Linked DNA regions of Homo sapiens: region 2 is linked to region 1. Evidence: chromatin loops called from intact Hi-C (ENCODE). Cell type or tissue: dorsolateral prefrontal cortex. All regions are shown on one strand. Region 1 has its middle 11 kb from the start of PDCD6IP-DT. Region 2 overlaps CLASP2 (cytoplasmic linker associated protein 2).

Region 1 (2,500 bases):
TATGTCCACTATACCTTGGGAGTTGTTGTCAGCCATCTTATAACTTTGATAGGGAATTAGTTTGATGTCCCAGAAGCCAGAAAACGGAGTTAGAAAGAAACTAGGTGGACGATGATATCTCTGAGATGCTGAGTCAAACCCCAGGTGAAGTCCACTCTATTTCTGGGATCTCGGTCCATTGCCTAATAAATCCCCTCCATTGTTCAAACATGTTTGAATTGGGTTTTTTCATCGTTGTTCTTTACAAATGACTGCATCCTAATTGATACATTAAACAAACAAAAAATCATTAGAAAACACTCCTAAATTCCTTTTTTTTTTTTTTTTTTTTTTTTGAGACAGAGTCTTGCTCTGTTGCCCAGGCTGGAGTGCAATCAATGGTGCGATCTCAGCTCACTGCAACCTCCGCCTCCTGGGTTCAAGCGATTCTCCTGCCTCAGCCTCCCGGGTAGCTGGGATTACAGGCGCCCACGACCATGCCCGGCTAATTTTTGTATTCTTAGTAGAGATGGGGTTTCACCATGTTGGTCAGGCTGGTCTTGAACTGCTGACCTCATGATCCACCCACTTCAGCCTCCCAAAATGCTGGGATTACAGGCATGAGCCACCGTGCCCAGCAACACTCCTAAATTCTTAATGATGGCATTACTGGATTATAGAATATGTGCATTTTAAATTTGGGTATATGTTATCATAGATTATCTTCCAATTTTTTGCACGATTTTTTATTTCCAGTAACAGTTTTTGATAGTTTTCTTATACCCTCACTGACACTAAATTCTGTCCTACTTTTTAATATTTATTAACCTGTTAGATGAAAAGTAGTGTATCATTGTACTTTTAATCTTTAATGAATGAATTGTGAGTGAAATCAAAACTCAACATTCAAATTGATTAGGTGTACACAGTACATCATGTTTTCTACGTGTTTTTGTCCTTCCATGTTAAGTTCAGGAACAGAGTCCAAAAGATCAATCCTGCTTATAACTGACTTTAAGAAAGATAGAAAACTACTCCAGTCCAAACAGCCCCCAGCCTCTGCTACCTCTGCCCCACAAGGTGTCACTGTTGAGACACAGAATATCTACTACAGCACGACCTTTCGCAGGATGGAGCTATTAAAATTTAAATGCTCTGGGCTGGGCGCGGTGGCTCGTGCCTGTAATCCCAGCACTTTGGGAGGCCAAGGCAGGTAGATCACGCGCTACTCGGAAGGTTGAGGCAGGAGAATCGCTTGACCCCGGGTGGCGGAGGTTGCAATGAGCCGAGATCACATCACTGCCCTCCAGCCTGGCTGACAGAGCGAGACTCTGTCACCAAGAAAAAAAAAATGTAAATGCTCTGACAATCTATGGTTCCAAAGTTACAAACACAAAGGGCTTTTTTCCTAGGACACATGTGTGATGCTAGAGTAAAATTTGTAGGAACTGAGCTAGAAACTTGTTGTTGCTGCCAGGATTGTTAAGTCCAGGTAAGCAGTCCAGGCTCCCCTCTCCATGGCGAATTTCTCCTGTCTTTTGCTGCTGCCACGTCAGGTCAGGGCCATTCCAGTCCAGAGGTGATATAGCAATATTAACCCTCCTAAAGGAAGTGATCAGGGGTCTCAGTAACTGCCTTCCCAGAAGCTTAGTCTTTGGGAAAATTTGCTGACTTTCTCCCAGCAGCCTTTGAACTTCATGTACCAAAGAAAATGATGAAAAGAGCTTCATTGTCAATTCCCACATGTCCAGCTACAACCTTCCCCTGTGTTTCCTTACATCTACCTAATTAAAATGATCCCTCGGTATGTCTCCCAGAACAGAGGGCTATTAGGGGATCTCCACTAACGGAGATGCTTTACTTATTCGAGGCAGTTCAGCCCAGTGGATAAGAATGTCTGGAATCCTGACTTCCAGAGTTTAAATTCTAACTACAATATTTATCAGCTGTGTCACTCACTCTAGGCCGTTCACTCAACGTCTCTAAGCCTCAGTCTTCACACCTAAAGATGATAAAGAATACTACCTACCCCAAAGGGCTATCATGGGAGTTAAATAAAATACATTAAATACCTGACAGGCTGCCCAGAACACAGTAAGTACTCAATGTTAGTTACTGTTGCTTTTTTTTTTTTTTTTTTTTTTTGTAATTTTATCACTATCATTGCTGAAAGCCTCTTTTTTTTTTTTTTTTTTTTTTTTTTTAATAGTAATGGGGTCTTGCTTTTTGCCCAGGCTGGTCTTGAGCTCCTGGACTCAAGTGATTCTCCTGCCTTAGCCTGCCAAAGTGCTGGGATTACAGGTATGAGCCACCATATCTAGCCAAAAGCCCTTCTTTGTATCTCCTCAATGTTTAGAAGTAGAAATAGTTCATCTCTAGAAAGAAAACATTCTATTAATAAATGATGGACAGAGTGCAGAGAGTTTTTTTTCTCACCAAATCTCATTTCACTTCCCCAAGTCAACCTCTTACCAATAACGGCCACTTTTTATATGATAAATTTAATATGATATCTTGCTGT
Region 2 (2,500 bases), 150 kb after region 1:
ATGTTATCTGTAAAACAGTTTCCTCATCAGTTTTTATCTCTGTGACTTTGACTTTTTGGAGTCTAGGCCAGTTGTTTTTTAAGATTGTCTTGTGTTCTGTATTTGTCTCATTTCTTTGTGATGTTATTTATTTCTGTAGCTCTTTTATTTTCTGTAAGTTTATTAACCTATATATTCACTTCCTTTTAGTCAGCTTACCTACGTATTTAAGTTTTCTCAGTTGTCCTAAGAATATTTTTTATAGCTTTTAAAATTCAAACCAGGATATACTTATTCTCTCTTGGATAGTTGGTAATTTACTGTTTATTTCTCAGGTGATTTTGTCTTTAAACAAAATTTTTGGCCAGGCATAGTGGCTCACACCTGTAATCCCAGCACTTTGGGAGGCCAAGGTGGGTGGATCACTTGAGGTCAGGAGTTCAATACCAGCCTGGCCAATATGGTAAAACCCTGTCTCCACTAAAAATACAAAAATTAGCTGGGAGTGGTGGCACGTGCCTATAGTTCCAGCTGCTATGGAGGTTGAGGCAGGAGAATCGCTTGAACCCAGGAGGTGGAGGTTGCAGTGAGCTGAGATCACACCACTGCACTCCAGCCTGGCAAGAGAGCGAAACTCTGTCGCAATAAATAAACAAACAAAAATTTTTTTCCTGACTTTAGCCAGCTGTCTTTTCATATCTTCTATATATATTCAGAATTTTTTATATTCTCATTCATCTTTCTTTTATACCTGTAATTGCTGTTTAGTTAATATTGAATTTATGTTGGAGAATTGTGTTATAGTTTTTTCCTTCTTGGTAGGTGTTTTTTTTAATTTTAGGGAGTTACTTTTATCAGCAGAAAATATTTCTGTTCCTTTGTTTTCTTATTGGAGCACAGTATAGATGTCAGATTATTTTGTTTATGATGATATATTGGATTTTCATAGACCTCAAGTAACAAGTAGATTCCGTGGGGCCAGGAAAAAAAGGTTTGCTTAGTTTTTAAGTTTAAGAGGGCCCTCTTCTGTTGGTATAGTGAAATGCACCTTCTTTACTACGTGATTTGTTGGGGGCTTTCTACTTCTGATTCTGTGATTACCATCTTATTTGAACAGAGCCCTTATTTTTTGTTTCTTCCTTTTCTTTATCCACCAGGATTCAAAAGGATACCTCCCACTTCTAATTGCTATTTACTTCTTGTCCTAGAGAGAACCTTAGTTGGTGTCTACGTTATACAACTAACTACCAGGATTCTTTTCTACACAGTTTCCTCTGATTTTTTTCAGTAAGGGCTCTGTAGTTAACATTGCTTGTCTTGGATGTTTATATTTTCCTCAATTACTTGAAATGAAATTTGAAGTGTTATTTGTCTCTTATTTGTATTAAAAGCAAGGGCTATGGGTAATTTTATTTGCTCTCTGTGGGTTTTGGAATATTTGTTTGTATATTTGATTTGAGTTTGGATGCCTATCATTTTCCTAAGGGAAGTAGAATGTCTACTGTAAGTTTTAATACTGGATAAGGAAAAACTTTTTTAAAAAACTGAATAATCCATTGTCTCTGCATTTTGTTGAATTTTGGGACATTATTATTGAATAGTTTCTACCTTCCCCTTTGATCTGAATCACTTCTTTTTCATATATCAAAATTTCTTACATTTGTGGGTCTGTTTTTGAACTTTCCATTTTATTTATTTGGTTAGTTGGTCTATCCCTGCACTAAAACCTAATTCTCCTAGTTATTTCAGCTTTGTAAGTCTTGTTGTCTGATAGCGTAAGTAGCCCCTCTTTTCTTCTGCAGGAATGTTTGGCCTATTGCTCTTCCAGACAGATTTTAGAATCCGCTTGACAAGTTCCACAAGAAACCTTTTTGGAAGCTTGATTATTATTGCAACACCTAGGGAAGACTGGACACTTCATGATACCATTCCTTCTTGTTCATGAGCCTGCAATATCTCTCCGTTTATTTCATTTGTAATTTTTTTTTTTCTTTTTTGAGACAGAGTCTCGCTCTGTCACCCAGGCTGGAGTGCAGTGGCACGATCTCAGTTCACACTCACTGCAACCTCTGCCTCCCAGGTTCAAGCGATTCTCGTGCCTCAGCCTCCCAAGTAGCTGAGATTACAGGCACACACCACCACTCCTGGCTGGGTTTTTTTTTTTGGTATTTTTAGTAGAGACATGGTTTCTTCATATTGCCCAGGCTGGTCCCAAATTCCTGAGCTCAGGCAGTCTGTCTGGCTCAGCCTCCCAGATTACAGGTGTGAGCCACTGCGCCTGGCTCTCCATTTATTTCAGTGCTTTAATATTACATTAAAAATTATTATTTTCCCAAATTTTTTCACTCTTTCAAATTTCTAACTTCGTTGCTAGTGCTTAGCAATGAAATCGATTTTTGTATATTGATTTTATTTCCAGCTACCTTAGGAAGTTGAATTTTGAATGATTTTACTATATAGACAACTAAAATTATATATATTTATTGTGTACCACATGTTTTGAAATATGTATCCATTGTAG

Evidence for each region. Hi-C counts contacts between places; a loop is a spot of excess contacts. Peaks named below come from ENCODE experiments on the same cell type or tissue, not always from the same donor. Only the 100,000 strongest peaks of a DNase experiment are listed, where the experiment ranks them.
Region 2: a loop joins it to region 1, with 5 times the contacts of the local background. A loop is called at or near these places in 101 of 110 quality-filtered maps.

Annotation. Positions count from the first base shown.
Region 1 is chr3:33,786,159-33,788,658 of GRCh38, reverse strand. No RefSeq gene overlaps it. Among named protein-coding and RNA genes, the nearest start is that of PDCD6IP-DT, 11 kb to the left of the region's middle. RefSeq lists a silencer at 1,139-1,198. In dorsolateral prefrontal cortex, CTCF peaks have their summits at 868 and 1,067 (motif pointing right); a DNase peak (open chromatin) is centred at 1,088; H3K4me3 peaks cover 810 bases.
Region 2 is chr3:33,634,742-33,637,241 of GRCh38, reverse strand. The region is part of intron 8 of CLASP2 (cytoplasmic linker associated protein 2); the gene reads left to right. Among named protein-coding and RNA genes, the nearest start is that of CLASP2, 82 kb to the left of the region's middle. In dorsolateral prefrontal cortex, CTCF peaks have their summits at 811 and 1,012; no DNase peak of the experiment used is centred here; H3K27ac peaks cover 1,310 bases.